Linked DNA regions of Homo sapiens: region 1 is linked to region 2. Evidence: read pairs that join two places in POLR2A ChIA-PET (ENCODE). Cell type or tissue: K562. All regions are shown on one strand. Links, peaks and the distances in the headings refer to the core of each region. The heading gives the core; the rest is flanking DNA. Region 1 has its middle 42 kb from the start of MEAK7. Region 2 overlaps LOC105371378 (a long non-coding RNA gene).

Region 1 (10,235 bases), core at 3-5,002, 240 kb after region 2:
GGATCACTTGAGCCCAGGAGTTTGACACAAGCTGGGAAACATAATGAGGCTCCCCATGTCTACAGAAAAATAAAGATTAGCCAGATGTGATGGTATGCACCTGTAATCTCAGCTACTTGGGAGGTTGAGGCTAGAGGATCACCTGAGTCCATGAGGTTGAGGCTGCAATGAGCTATGATGGTGTCATTGCACTCCAGCCTGGGTGACAGAGTAAGACCCTGTCTCAAAACAAACAAACAAACAAACAAACAAAAAACAAAACAAAAGATGAGCTGGCTTGAGAATTTCTCCCAGTGAGGGGGAGGCCAGTCAGGGGGGACCAGCTTTCCTTTATGAACCTTAAAAATTTAGTGATTACATTGTGAGCTTGTTTTAAATTTAATGTTTCAATCTTTTTTTTTTTTTTTTTGAGACAGAGTTTTGCTCTTGTTGCCCAGGCTGGCGTGCACTGGTGTGAGCTCACTGCAACCTCCGCCTCCTGGGTTCATATGATTCTCCTACCTCAGCCTCCCGAGCAGCTGGGATGACAGGTGTGCACCGCCATGCCTGGGTAATTTTTGTATTTTTAGTAGAGACAGGGTTTCACCATGTTGGCCAGGCTGGTCTCGAACTCCTGACCTCAGGTGATCCACCCGCCTCAGCCTCCCAAAGTGCTGGGACTACAGGCGTGAGCCACTGTACCTGGCCCTTAATCTTTTTAACTGTGAAAGTAATACATATTCAATGTAACTAATTTTAATAATACAGAGTATATAAAATAAAAAGTGAGAATTCTGCTTCATACAGCCTCCCTTCTTTGAGGTACTTGCTATTTATAGTTTGGTCTATATTCTTCCAGACTTTTCTTTGTGCATGTACACATACACACACTTGTACAAGAATGCATAGATTTCTTTTTTTTTTTTTTTTTTTTTTGAGACAGAGTCTCACTCTGTCGCCCAGGCTGGGGTGCAGTGGCATGATCTAGACTCACTGCAACCTCTGCCTCCTGGGCTCAAGTGATCCTTGTGCCTCAGCCTCCTGAGTAGCTGGGACTATAGGCACCCACCACCACACCCAGCTAATTTTTTGTATTTTAGTAGAGATAGGGTTTCACCATGTTGCCCAGGGTGGTCTTGAACTCCTGAGCTCAGGCAATCTGCTTGCCTCGGCCTCCCAAAGTGCTAGGATTACAGGTGTGAGCCACCGCACCCGGGCCATGCATAGATTTTTTTTTTTTTTAACAAAATGAAATTTTATATATGTAAGTGAAATTGTACATATACAATTATACATGAAATTATATATATATAATAGGTATATGTGTAGTTTTGCAATTACATCAAGGAAACTGATGAAATTGCATCAATTATTTGCATGTCGTTAACAACACCTCAAGGAAAATGTTCATATAGAGATATCTCATTTATTGAAAAAGTCTCCAGTATTTGAGATTATGGAGATGAACTAGTCCCCTGTTGACAGACACTGTTGAGGCTGACGTCTATACCCCATAAAGGATCCTACCAACGTGATGGGGGTATCACTCTGTGATTAGATTAGAGTGTGTTTTATGACATTGTTGACTTTGAGAATGGGAGATGACCCTCAGTGGGCCTGACCCAATCAGTCGAGCCCTTAAAAGGGCTGGGATTCTTTCTGACAGGGAGATTGTAAGTAGGAGAGGGATTTGACTTCAGGGAACAGGGAAATTCTCCATTGTTGCGGGGGGTGGGTCAGAAAGGCCTCCAGGAGGTAAGGATGGCTCATGGCTCTCACAGTTGGGAAATACGGGAACCCCTGTCTTAAAGCCACCAAGTGATCTCAGAAGAGGCCCTTGGGCTCCAGGTGAGAATGCAGTGAGCTGGCACCTTGATTTTGGCCTTAGGATGCCCTGAGCAGAGAGTCCAACCGTGCTTGTCCAGACTTCTCAACTGCAGAACTGTGACATCACCAGTGACTTGGGTGTTTTTATGGGGAGGGAAGAGTGTTGTCTGAAGTCATCAAGTTTGTTGTACTTTGTTACACAACAAAAGAAAACTGGTAAGGCATTCCTATGGTTTCCAGCAATTGCGCTTTTAAGGAACACTTCTGTCTTGAACCTCCTTTCACACAAGTCTTTATTTCAGAATTTCTGTGGGGTGGATTTCTAAAAGATTTTTGGGCTAACCATTTAAATTATCGATGTGTGCTGCATGAGCAGTGGCTCATTCCTGTCATCGCAGCACTTCGAGAGGCCGAATTGGGAGGATCACTTGAGGCCAGGAGTTTGAGACCAGCTGGGGCAACAAAATGAGATCCCCGTCTCTACAAAAAATAAAAATTAAAAATTAAAACATAAAAAAGGACATTATGGATGTGAATTACCAAATTGTCCTCCCGAAGCCACGTGTTGATTGACAGTCTGCCCCCTTTCCCCTGCCCTCACCAACAATGGATATGAGTCATCTTTTTTTAACTGTGGTAAGATACACGCGACATAGGACTTACCATTTTAACTATTTTAAAGTGATCCAGTCCGTTGCATTCAGCACACTCACGATATTGTGCCACCCCCGCTGCTCTAGCCCCAGAACTTTCCTGTCACCCCAAAAGGAAAACTCGTATCAATTAGGCAGTCACTCCCCACCCCCTCCCTGGCCCCCGGCAGCCACTCATCTGCTTTCTGTCTCCTATCATTAATCTTTTACTTGTTGCCAATCGGATACACAAATAGGGGCATTTATTTCAAGCTGCTCTGATGACAGGATGTGCACACAGCTCTCTCTTCCTGGAACTCAGACAAGCGCATGTCCCGGTTGCCGACAGAACGGCCCCACCACAGGTCAGGGCTCCGGACGCATGGACACATTCTCTGCCTTTCCTGCTTCTCCCAGCAGGCCCTGTCTCTGCCACCTCCCCATCAGCCCCGTGTTCTCCAGCTTGAGACCTTGGCATGTCCTTCCTCCATCCTCCTGCCTCTCCTCCTCCACCCTCTGTATCACTGGTGGCTGATTCTAAGTGGGCAAGGCCTCCTGCGTCTCAGCCTGCCTCCCTGCTCGGTTGAGACTCTCGTCTGGCATGGGGTTGGCTGCCCCGGGGCATCTCTGGGCAGGGGACTGGGGATCCAAGGCCTCCGGGGCCTGGCAAGTACGGGGAGGAGGGCTGGAGGCTGGGCACCAAGGAGACAACAGGGAGAGGTGGGGACTGTGGCCAGGGGAGGGCGCGTGTCTTTCTAAAGAGGGCAGCTGCATGGTGACTGTGTGCTCCCAGATTTTCTTATTTTCTAAAGGAGTCCTAAATATAGATATTTATATACAAGTGATTGACATTTCATCAAAACAAGCACATTCTCATTACCCTGGCCAACCAACACGGAGGAGTCGGGGTGGTGGAAGCAGGCAGCCACTCGCCCCACAGGCTGGCTCCGTGTGAGAGGCGAGGCGTGGAGACAGCAGGTCTCCAGGTTGCTGGAGGCTTGAAAGCCTGAATAGATGCACCCGGCTGCATCTCCAGGTCCCCAGGCTCCTGCCAGGCCAGGCTCTTTGTGGATTCTAGAACATTCTCTTCAGCTGCCTGAGCCCCTGTGGCTGTTTCCATGGCCCTGCAGGGTCTGAGGGAAAAGTGAGCCCTGTGCTGCTTTTTTTTTTTTTTTTTTTGAGATCGAGTTTCACTCTTGTTGCTGCCCAGGCTGGAGTGCAATGGCACAATCTCGGCTCACCGCAACCTCCGCCTCCTGGGTTCAAGTGATTCTCCTGCCTCAGCCTCCTGAGTAGCTGGGATTACAGGCATTTGCCACCACGTCCAGCTAATTTTGTGTTTTTAGCAACGACAGGGTTTCTCCATGTTGGTCAGGCTGGTCTCAAACTCCTGACCTCAGGTGATCTGCCTGCCTCAGCCTCCCAAAGTGCTGGGATTACAGGCGTGAGCCACCGCGCCCAGCCGTGTGCTGCTGTCTTTAGAGCCTCTCGAGGCCCCGCTTTCGGCTGAGCACCCCCCCCCCTCCTATGTGACATGGAGATGCCCCAGGCCTGGGATTGTCCCCGTGGATTTGCGAGCATCTTGGGCAGATGCTGTGGGAGGGCCTGACCTCTCCTGCAGGGTGAATGAACTGTTTGTGTATGTGTGTGGGTTGGGCGGGTGGGTGCTGGGTTATTCCTGGGCTGACAAAGAGACCCCAACCCCAAAGCCCAGCCTCGGGAAGCAGGCTCAGCCCACCAGCTGTCAGGGAGGGATCCCGGGCTGGGGGAGTTGGAGGGGGCTGTCAGACAGAAGAAAATGTTGCCTCCCACAAGCCCCTGGGGGCCTTCAAACCCGGCCCCTGCTGAGATGTTTTTCTAAAAGGCTCTTCGTGGCAATAGCCATTAGGCCCAAAGGTCTGCAGTTGATACGACCTTAGGGTCTCAGGTTTCTTTGAGTCTCAGGTTTCTTTGACGTGTGGAAAGGCATTCCCTCTGGGCCTCCATGGAGCCTACAGCCTAAACAGGGGCCCCTGAGCCACAGCGCTGCTGCTGCAGAGGAGTTGGCTGGGTCTTCTGGGGGTAGGGGCAGGACAGAGGGAAGCTTCTGTTTTCACTTGGGACCTACGGAAAAAGCGCCGTAGTGGGAACTTTGGTGACATCATTCTCTCCTATGAGAGGCGGCGTGGTTAAACCATTTTACACAACAGGAGACTGAGGCTCAGAGAGACGAAGCTGGTTGCCTGAGGAGGTGGAGGAGCTGGGATTTGAACTCGTCAGTGAGCTGGACAATCTGGTGTTTCCCCTCTTCCCTCCTTGCTTTCCTCCCTTTCTTCCTTTTCTCTCTCCCTCTCCCCCTCCCCCTTTTCTCTTCCGTTACTCCCAGAACCGTCCACCGTGGCCTCTTTACATTCCAAGCTGGATTTTCTCCTGATCGCTCCAGTTCTCGAGGCGAAAAGCAAAGTCAGTGCTATGCAACAAGGCCGGCTGTGGTTGTGCCCCCAATGTCTCACTGGCTTCGTCGCCCACCACGGTCCTCATTTATTCTGTTGCAGGCCCTCGGGTCTCCTCGCTGGGCCTCCTGCTCACACAGCACCATCCTGCCTCAGGGGGACTCCTGCTGTGCCTGGAGCCCACTGACCTCTAAGTACCCATGCTGGTCCCTCATTCATGCAGCTCCCTGCTCAATGTCACCTTAGTGGAGTAGAATGTCACCTTGCCCTGACCCCATTCTAAAACAGCACCTGTGTCTTTTCGAGGTCCCCGAGCCCCACTTATGTTTCTTTGTAGCACTTATCACCACCTGATACCGTGTGTCTATTCGCTTGTTCATTGCTGTCTTTCCCCGCCAGAAGACAAAGTGTAATCTCCAGAGGGTAATCTCCAGTAGAGCAGAGACTTCATTTTGATCGTCGTTACTTGCTCAGCACCAAGAACAGTTCCAGGCATGGGGCAGGTGCTCAATAAAACTCGTTGAATGCATGACTCTGTATCTGTATCTATGTCTATATAGATAAATAGCTTAGCTTTATTTATTTATTTATTTATTTATTGAGACATGATTTTGCTCTGCTGCCCAGGCTGGAGTGCAGTGGTGCCATCACGGCTCACTGCAACCTCTGCCTCCCGGGTTCAAGCAATCCTCCTACCTCAGCCTCCTGAATAGCTGGGACTACAGGTGTGCACCACCACGCCCAGTTACGTTTTTCTATTTTTTAGAATAGAAATCTGGGATTACAGATTTGAACCACCACACCTGACCAGCATTGTATTTTTTTAATGCAGACAGTTCTGTAACTTTTTTTTTCATGTATTAGTCTGTTTTGGAGACCTTTATACTTCACTGCATATAGACTGGCTGTCCTCAACCACGGGCAATTTTGCCCCCAGGGAACACTCGGCAATGTCTGGATGCATTTCTGGGTGTCACACCAAGGAGGCTGGTGCTACTGGCATCTGGTAGGTAGAGCCAGGGATACCGCTAAACCTCCTGCAATGCACAGGACACTCCCCCCCCCAACCACAAAGGATGATCCAGCCCAAATGTCACTTGTACCCATGTTGAGAAACCCAGATATAGACATAGCATTCTTTCTTATGGTAACAGATTCCATAGTGTAAATGTACCATCATTTAACCACTCACTTACTGATGAGCATTTTAGGATATTTCCAATTCTTTACTGTTGCAAACAATGCTGCAAGGAACATCCCTGCATAAGCATCCATGCCTCTTCATGCACATGGGCAGGTATTTCCCGAGGACAGATAGCCAGCAGAGGGTCAAAAGAGGACGTGCACCATGTTTTATTTTTTATTTTTTTTGAGATGGAGTCTCGCTCTGTCCCAGGCTGGAGTGCAGTGGCGCGATCTCCGCTCACTGTAACCTCTGCCTTCTGGGTTCAAGTGATTCTCCTGTCTCAGCCTCTAGAGTAGCTGGGATTACAGGTGTCTGCCACCATGCCTGGCTAATTTTTGTATTTTTAGTAGACACGAGGTTTCACCATGTTGGCCAGGCTGGCAAACTCCTGACCTCAGGAGATTCACCCACCTCGGCCTCCCAAAGTGCTGGGATTCCAGGCGTGAGCCACCGCCCCTGGTCAGGACATGCACCTTTGACATGGAGACAGCCTCTGTCAAGTCGCCCTTCACACAGGCTGTAACCAAAGCACACTTCCAGCACAGCATGGCAGGGGTGCCAGCTTCCACCATCTGTGCTGTGGGTGATGGCTTTGAGACCTTCCCCAGGGGCCTCTCAACACAGTGCACTTAATCAGAGGGAGACTTGTCCTGAGCATGGAGCGAAGGCAATCCACTTTTGCTGTTTCTCTCTGTGCCAGCTCCTCCCCACCCTTCTCTGTGACACTTCAGATCCCAGCTCTGCCACTTATCGTCACCTCACCTCTCCGTGCCTTAGTTTCTCCATCTGTAAAATGGAGCTAACAATAGCAACTTCTGCTCAAGGAGAGTTGGGAGAATTACATAAGTTAATACTTGCAAAAACTTTCAGGCCGGCTAAGCAGTCCTCGAACATGAGCTATTATCCTGTGACATTCCTCCAGAGACAGCAGCGTGCATCATCTATAGTGCCGAAAATTGGAAGCAGGCAGGTGTCCCCCCTGTAACGGAAACACCAAGTGCTTTGCACGGCACCATGAAGCAGCGTGATATCCAGGCTTTAAAAATAATCCCAGGATTCAGGCTCAGGGGTCAGCCAGGAGGAGAGGACACCCGAGAATAGCCCCGATGGAATGCAAATCCTGAATTTACCCAGGAACTGGCCAAAGGGGCTTTTGAGCCTGAACGAGGTCAATTATCCTAAAGTGCCACCTTTCCGAGTTTTCTACTACTTCATAAGCACACGGAGTGCAGTTAGAAATTGAATTTCATTTTTGCACATTTAAACGAAATGATCCTGGGGACTCTGGGGCACAGAGGAAATGCCCAGATGGTGTGAAATGAGGGTGTGTGCAGCCCCTGATGCCCCCGGCCCAGGTTTCAGGCCTCCAGGCCCCTTCGTCTGCTTTATTTTCTTTGCAGGAGTCTCGGGCTGCAATGACATGGTTTGCTTCGGGTTCTCCGGCGCCGCCTGCCTCCTCTGTCAGATGCCGGTGTTCGGGGGTGGCTTCGTTGGCTTCCTTCCTTCTCTGTTCCAGACCTAAGAGGATGCCTGGGCCCTCGTGGGTGCTCGGCAAACAGGTGTTCCGTTCCCGTTGTAAAATATTGGCAGTGTGACAATGACTGCGGGGGAGTGTGGGGGCAATTCCGAACTGTGTGTAGATCAGGCTTCATGACATAAAAAGTGGGGAAAGTTGAGATGAGCTGTACACAGATTTCTCCAAAGGTCAAACTGGCACCTCCATGAGTTACGTGTACAGAAGTAAAAAGAATCTTTAATAAATCCAGAAAGGGAAGGTAGGGGACGGCCGAGGCCAGGGCACCAGGTAAGCAGGAAGGTGGCGTGAACGCTGTTTGTAATGAATGTTCCCCTTGGGGACACCTGGCAGGGAGGACCCTGTGCACACATCCCAGAGTGCTCTGGGAACCCCTAGGAATCCATTATAAGGACAAGACAGCTATTTAATTTCCCATGAGTCATATTTCTTTTCCAGTGTTTTTATAAGAGTTAATGTCAGAGGCTAGGCCAGGCGCAGTGGCTCGCGCTTGTAATCCCACTCTGGGAGGCTGGAGCGGGGGATCACTTGAGCCCAGAAGTGTGATATCAGCCTGGAAAACATGGCAAAACCCTGTCTCTATGAAAGAAATTTTTTTTAATTAGCTGGGCGTGGTGGCATGCCTGTAGTCCCAGCTACTCAAGAGGCTAAGGTGGGAGGATCACCTGGGCTCAGGGGTTCGAGGCTGCAGTGAACTATGATGGTGCCACTGCACTCCAGCCTGGGTGACAGAGCGAGACCCTGACTCGTAAAACAAACCAGAGAGTTAAAGTCAGAAGGCTTGTCCACGGTTCCTTAGGTTTTGTTCCAAAACGCACATCTGGGCTGTGGTCACAGAGTTGCTTATTTCAACCCTGGGATGACCTAGTGGCCCCTTTACCAAAACCACCTTTAGTGACCTCTCATTGGTAGCCTGAAATCAGCCACAATGGAAGTGTTTACACCAGGGAAATTGGAAATCAGTAAAGGCCTTCCTTCCAAGCCATTGTTAAACAGTTACCAGCACACCACTGCATGCCCACAGCTGTTCTAAGAACTCTACATAATTCACTCATTTAATCCTTTCGGCCACCCTGTGATATGTGGTATTATTATTATTCCCATTCTACAGATGGGAAAACTGAGGACCAAGAAGTTTAAGTAACTTGCCCAAAGTCACACAACTGTAGAGGATGCAGGCTTTAAACCTAGACATTCTGGATCCACTGTCTGTGTTGTTGACTGCTGAACTCTATAGCTCACTGAAACCCTGACTTCGTGGACATTATTGCTTAGAGTTATGCTGAGAAAGGCAGAAAAAAAAATCACACAGTAGGTTGACTTAAAAAAATATGGGCTGGGTGCAGTGGCTCACGACTGCAATCCCTGCACTTTTGGAGGCTGAGGCAAGAGGATCACTTGAGCCCGGGAGTTTGAGACAAGCCTGGGCAACATAATGAGACCCCTATCACTGTAAAAAAAAATTTAAAGGCTGGGCGCGGTGGCTCACGCCTGTAATCCCAGCACTTTGGGAGGCCAAGGCGGGCAGATCACCTGAGGTCAGGAGCAGAAGTTGGAGACCAGCCTGGCCGACATGGCAAAGCCCTGTCTCTACTAAAAATACAAAATTAGCTGGGCATGGTGGTGCATGCCTGTAGTCCCAGCTACTCGGGAAGCTGAGGCAGGAGAATCGCCTGAACCCGGGAGGAGGAGATTGCAGTGAGCCAAGATTGCACCATTGCATTCCAGCCTGGGCAACAAAAGCAAAACTCTGTCTCAAAAAAAAAAAAAAAAAAAGATTAAAAATTAGCTGGGCATAGTGGTGCAGGCCTGGAGTCCCAGCTACTCAGGAGGCTGAGGTGGGAGGATGGCTTGAGCCTGGGAAGTTGAGGCTACAGCCCCCACCCTCATCCCGAGCTGACCGCTGCCTGGACCTAACACCTGAGCTTGGCTTTGCTGGTTTGTGTTAATGTTTTACACACAGGGTGGACTTTTTGTCTGGCTGCTTTCCCTCCCCGTCGTGTCTGAACTCCATACAAATTTAGGGTTTAGTTGTAAATCATTCTTTCTCAACTTTTGCACAGTTTTTCATGGTTGGTTGTATATGTTTTGGGGAGACAGAAGACATCAACCAATACATGATTTTCACAAATTTACACCCCTATTTATTCACCCATTCCACTGTGATGAGTATTGGGGTGGTTTCTTATTTGAAGCTATTATGAAGAGAGCTGCTATGAACATTCTAGGACATTCTAGGCTTTTGGTGTGTACATTTCTATTGCGTATATCCTAGGAGTGGACTTGCTGGGTCATAGGAATACAAGCGTCCAGGGAAAGATGGAGTTTTATCTGAAATCTCCTGACTTTACAGTGACAGAGGCTAATGCATATATTTTTTTAAACAACAAAGACTCAGCCAAGCAAAACATTCTTCAGGCAAGTCAGACCTGCTAGTGGCCAATTTACAGCCTTTAGTCTAGATTAGACTTCGCTTTCTCTACTAGCCCAAGATCTGTTTCATTGTTTCATTTTGTTTTTTACATTTTTATAACTGTTTTCATTATAAAAGAACTATAACTGCATTATGAAAAATTCAGAAAATGGAGTAAAGAAAATAAATTCACCAAGAGTTCAGCCCCCTAAAGCAAACACAGTCATAGCTT
Region 2 (6,052 bases), core at 1-5,000:
TAGCAAAACCTGTAGTACCAGCTACTCCAGAGGCTGAGGCAGAAGAATAGCTCGAACCCGGGAGGTGGAGGTTGCAGTGAGCCGAGATCACACAGCTGCACTCCAGTTGGGGCGACAGAGCGAGGCTCCATCTCAAAAAAAAAAAAGAAAAAGGAGGCTGGGCACAGTGACTCATGACTGTAATCCCAGCACTTTGGGAGGCTGGGGTGAGTGGATCACCTGAGGTCAGGAGTTCAAGACCAGGCTGGCCAACATGGCAAAGTCTCGTCTGTACTAAAAATACAAAAAAAAAAAAAAAAAAAAAAAAAAATTAGCTGGGCGTGGTGGCGAGTGCCTGTAATCCCAGCTATTTGGGAGGTTGAGGCAGGAGAATTTCTTGAACTCAGGAAGCGGATGTTGCAGTGAACTGAGATCATACCATTGCACTCCAGCCTCGGTGACGGAGCAAGACTGTCTCAAAAACAAAACAAAACAAAAAGAATACAGAGTCTAGAAATAGACCCACATGGTCAATTTTTTCGCAAGGCGCAGAGGCAAATTCAATGGGGACAGGAGAGTATTTTCAACACGTGGAAGAACCGGATATCATTCATATGCAAAAAATTACCTTCGATCTCTACCTCCTCCCACACAAAAGTTAACTCAGTCAAATCAGATACCTAAATGTAAAGGCTAACACTATAAAACTTCTAGTAGAAAACACAGAAGAACATTTGTGAGCTTGGGTTAGGCAAAGATTTCTTGAGTTTTTAATGGGTACAGGAATTGGCCAGGTGTGGTGGCTCACACCTGGAATCCCAGCACTTTGGGTAGGCCAAGGCGGGTGGATCACTTGAGGTCAGGAGTTCGAGACCAGCCTGGCCAACATGGTGAAACCCCATCTCTACCAAAAAGACAAAAATCAGCTGGGTGTGGTGGTGCACGCCTGTAATCCCAGCTACTCGGGAGGCTGTAGTGGGAGGATCACTTGAGCCTGGGAGATGGAGGCTGCAATGAGCCCTGATAGTGCCACTGCACTCCAGCCTGGGTGACAAGGCAAGGCAGTGTCTCCAATAAGAGAGTAAGTGTGCCTGCACCTGCAGGGGTGAAGTGCTTCTGACGCACCCCCCTGCCTGGATAGGGTCCCGGGGTAGCCCTGTGTGGCAGATTTCCGAGATGAATCCTAATGACAGGAAGTTGAGGAGTTTCCACCTCCTTTCCAGCACCAAGGAAGGGGTGGGGACACGGAACTCTCTGAGTCAGTCTGGCTTCCCAAAGCACAGAGGAGGTCAGCTGAAGAGAAGGTTAGAAAGTTCCCATGAGTGACGCAATCCTGCTCCATCTTCAGGAGGAGCCAGCGTTGCAGAGCGGGAGGGATGGCAGCTGTCCACGCAGAAGGACGTCTCTGCCTTCCCAGAATTCCTAATCAAAACAACACACTATAAATGTGCAGACTTTTCAAGGAAACCGTTCTTTACTGACGTTTCCCACCACGCCGCTGCAGTCGTCTGAGACAGCACTAACTCAGCCTTTACGTGAGGTTTCCGTGAAGGGCGTCTGCTGGCGCACTGGCTGGATCTGTCACCGTGAGGGAGCGCTACCAAAATGGGCCCAGGCTGGAATCCTTGCCGTGTGTCCCCGGGAGTCTGTTCCCTCCTCCAGGACTCACCTTCCTCCTCTGTAAATGAGAATAATAAACACTATCGGCCTCGCAGGGCCGCAGCGAGATGAAGGAGAGGTCGTAGGAAGTGCTTCATAAATGCTAAGTGCTTAATGGTCAGTGTGCAAGCGTTTAATCCATAGGAGCTCTTGTTATTGTTATTATTAATATTAAATATTAATATTTAGAATATAGATTCTTGGCTGTGCGCGCTTCACCCAAGCACTTTGACTCCCTGGATGAGTGGGGCCCTGCTGACCGAGAGCCCCAGTGCCCTCCCAGCATTGTTCGGGCTGGCTGGGGTTCCACTCAGATCAGTGCGTGGTGCCCCAAGCGCAGGAGTCCAGGAGTGACTCTCAGCTCTGCCCACTTAACGCCGCCTTCTTCCTCCCGGCACCGCAGCTTCTCCACGTGTAACATGGCTAGGGGCGGCTCCCGCATTTCCAACGGAGAGCAGCACTGACGCCAGCAAAACACGCGAAATGGAAATGGAAGGTGAGGAGCACGCATGTGCCTCGGAGAGCTGAGGCCTTGGAGGGGACTCCTGTGTGACGCTGTAGAGGAGGAAGTTCCTGCATGGAGGTCGGCTGCCTTCCCGGGTCCCTGTGATGTCAGGATGTGCTGAGCCCTGCAATGCTCTCAGCCACTGGCTCCCACACAGGTTGGTGTTATGAAAATAAAAACTATGGAGGTTTGGCTCCACAGAATAGATAAGCCTGTCCTGTCCTGCTCACCCTGCATCTGCCACTGAATGCAACCAAAACCCTGAAGAGAGTGCGGGAGCTGCCATCGAGGGCCTCTGGAGAGTACACGCAGCAGACAGATTGGGGAAGGCAGCAGAACTCGGGTACCTCCCAGCCTTCGGAGCTCCCAGGCTCTTCCCTCCCAGCCTAAACCTCAACGCAGCTGGAAACCTTCCCAAAGAGCATCTTCAGGCCCAGATGCTTTCCCTGGCAAATTCCACCAAACAGCTAAAGAAGAAACAACCAAATCTACACAATGTCTCCCAGATAATAAAAGAGAAGAGGATACTTCCCCATTCATCTTATGAGGACAGCATTACCCTGATACCAAAACCACACAAAGACAGTCCAAGAAAAGAAATGCATGCAGACCAATGTCCATCAGGAACATAGACATGAAAATCTTCACCAATCTACTAGCAAGTTGTATTCAATAATATATATATTTGCTAATATTTTGGTCATAGGTCATACAACCCCATGACCAAGTGGGGTTTATTTGGGGAAGGCAAGGCTGGTGGAACATTTTTTAAAAATCAATCAAACTTGCGTGCAGTAGCTCACACCTGTAATCCCAGCATTTTGGGAAGCTGATGTGGGAGGATCACTTGTGGCCAGGAGTTTGAGACCAGCCTGGGCAACACAGCAAGACCCCATCTCTACAAAAAAATTTTAAAAGTGAGCTTGGCATGTACCTGTAGTCCCAGGTACTTGGGGGGCTGAGGCTGGAGGATTCCTTGAGCCCAGGTGCTCGAGGCTGCAGTGAGTGGTGCCACTGCACTCCAGTCTGAGCGACAGAGTGAGACTCTGTCTCTAAAGAAAAATTTAAAAATAAATTTATAACAATAAAAAAACTATCAATTAATCCATCATATTAACAGACTAAATAAGAAAAACCACATGATCATACCAACTGACGCAGAAAAAAGTCTGACAAAGTTCAACATCCATTCATGATAAAAAAAAAAAAAAAAAACTCTCAGAAAACCAGGGTAGAACAAGAGCAGAAGGCCACTTCCTTAATCTTTTTTTTTTGAGACAGAGTTTCACTCTTGTTGCCCAGGCTGGAGTGCAATGACATGATCTCAGCTCACTGCAACCTCTGCCTCCCAGGTTCAAGCAATTCTCCTGCCTCAGCCTCCTGAGTAGCTGGGATTACAGGCGCCCGCCACCACACCCGGCTAATTTTTTGTAATTTAGCAGACACAGGGTCTCACCATATTGGCCAGGCTGGTCTTGAACTCCTGACCTCAGGTGATCCACCTGCCTTGGCCTCCCAAAGTGCTGGGATTACAGGCCTGAATCACCGTGCCCGGCTTCCATAATCTTATAAAGGGTATCCATAAAAACTCCACAGCTAGCAACGGACTGACTTCATGGGCAAAGAGAATGCTTCCCTTGAGGTCATGAAAAGACAATTTATAAACTCTTGCCATTCCCAGTCAACATCTTTTCTGGAGGCCCAGCCAATGAACTACAACAAGAAAAAAGAAATCCAAGGCACATGGACCTGAAAGGAAAGAATAAAACTGTCCATATTTGCATATAACATAATTCTCTATGTAGAAAATCTTAAGGAAACTATTTAAAAAGCTTAGGCTGGACCGAGTGTGGGGGCTCACACCTGTAATCCCAGCACTTCGGGATGCCAAGGTGGTGGATTACTTGAGCTCAGGAGTTCGAGACCAGCCTGGGCAACATGGTGAGACCCCCATCTCTGCCAAAAAAAAAATTAGCTGAGCATGGTGGTGCATGCCTGTGGTCTCACCTACTCAGGAGGCTGAGGTGGGAGGACTGCTTGAACCCGGAAAGTCGAGGCTGCAGCCAGCTGTGATTGCACCATTGCACTCCAGCCTGGGTGACAGATTGTTAATATGATGGATTACATTGATCGATTTTTTTTATTTTTATAAATGTATTTTATGTTTTACTTGTTTTTTTAGAGACAGAGTCTCACTCTCTTGCCCAGGCTGGAGTGCAATGGCACCACTCACTGTGGCCTCAAACTCCGAGGCTCAAGCAAGACGCTGTCCAAATGAACAAACAAAAAAGCTTATTGAAATAATGAGTTTAACAAGATCTCAGGACATAAGGCCAACAGACAAAAAAAAATCATATTTCTATATACTAGCAATGAAAAATACATAAATGATAAAAATGTTAAACCCATTTACAACAGCTCTCCAAAAATGAAATACTCAGGTATAAATCTGACGAAACTTGAGGATGATCTGTATGCTTTATCAAAATGCTCACAAAAGAAATCAAAGGCCTAAAAACAGAGATATACTGTGTTTATGGATTGGAGGGCTCAAATGTAACTATGCTGTAAATTATCCCCAAATTGATGTGGAGGTTTAACACAATTCAAGTCAAAATTCCAGCATGACTTTTTGTAGATAGTAAAAATTGATGTGGAAAAGCAAAGGATCTGGAATAGAAAAAAATGATTTTGAAAAAAATAGAATTCAACATCTACTGCCCAGCCAGACCCTCCTCCGGGCTCTGCCAGCCACGGGCTCTGTTCTGTGACTCGGAGCACCCCTGCCTTTTCCCAGTTACCGATGTCTTGCTTTCTCCCACTGGCTGCAAACTCTCTAAGACAAGAGCTGTCAAAATGCTCACCTCCTTTCATTTTTGATCTCCCTGCAAGTACAGGCAATGCCTGGCACAGAGTTGGGGCTCAATAAGTGTTTGATGAATGAATACATAAATACACTTGCGATTGGTCCGAGATCTGATTCTGGTAATGGTTGACAGTGGACTCGGGGCAAGTATTTCCGGGGGTGAAAAAAAGCTTGTTTGTGTGGTAAAGACCTTGGCCAGACAAGATCCTTGGTGATCCTGAGATCCTTGCTTCACTCCCAGTACTCCAGACAGATGTCTCTTTAGCCTTCCAGTAATCGTGATAGAGTGAGAAGGCTTCTGTCGATGTAGTTATTAACTATCAATTAGGATTCAGGCTGGAGGCATGGAGGGTTTGGAAAAATGTTTTCAGATTATTTTCCAAGTGTTTGATGAAACCCCAAGATATTTTTCCCAGACATATTTTCCCCCGAAGCTAAAAACCCGTGAGTATTTAAAGGAGAATTTAATCCTAGGGGTTACAGTTTGCTTTTGCTGCGCTCATCTGAATGGAATGGTGTGCAATGCCCAAGAGGTCTGTGGCCCCGTATTTTACACGCGGAATTAGACGCTTGCATTTCAAATGCATGCAACTGAATCTCGCATTAATCCACAAACCAGTACTTGAGTTTCAAGAGGGTATATAAACTTGGCAAATGTGCCTCTCAATTACTGGAATCAAGATAAGCCTGCTGGGTTGTAACAAGGCCCAGGCGCAGGCCTCAGAGAACCCAGGACCTTTGGTCGTCAGAGAAGTGGAGGATGGGAGACAGACATGATGCTGGCGTCTCTGGGCTTGCATGGAGACACGGAAGGAGAAAAGAGTTTCCCGTTTGAAACGTAAAAACTGTCCATTGCAGAAAACTGGGAATACACAGACAAACAGATGGAGGGCAAACAATCCCACAAAGACAACCCTTGGAGGCCAAGCTCACACTTGTAATCCCAGCACTTTGGGAGGCCGAAGCAGGCAGATCACTTGAGGTCACGAGTTTGAGACCAGCCTGGCCAACATGGTGAAACCCTGTCTCTACTAAAATTACAA

The links. ChIA-PET counts read pairs that join two places held together with the same protein. Peaks named below come from ENCODE experiments on the same cell type or tissue, not always from the same donor. Only the 100,000 strongest peaks of a DNase experiment are listed, where the experiment ranks them.
Region 1: POLR2A ChIA-PET joins it to region 2 with 6 read pairs; 3 of 35 experiments call an interaction of 5 or more read pairs at or near these places.

Annotation. Positions count from the first base shown.
Region 1 is chr16:84,541,939-84,552,173 of GRCh38, reverse strand. No RefSeq gene overlaps it. Among named protein-coding and RNA genes, the nearest start is that of MEAK7, 42 kb to the right of the region's middle. RefSeq lists enhancers at 2,533-3,282, 4,034-4,784, 4,785-5,536, 7,026-7,525, 7,526-8,027. In K562, for the core only: no CTCF peak of the experiment used is centred there; a DNase peak (open chromatin) is centred at 2,441.
Region 2 is chr16:84,790,875-84,796,926 of GRCh38, reverse strand. All of the region lies in intron 2 of LOC105371378 (a long non-coding RNA gene), which reads right to left. Among named protein-coding and RNA genes, the nearest start is that of CRISPLD2, 26 kb to the left of the region's middle. RefSeq lists an enhancer at 2,023-2,524. In K562, for the core only: no CTCF peak of the experiment used is centred there; no DNase peak of the experiment used is centred there.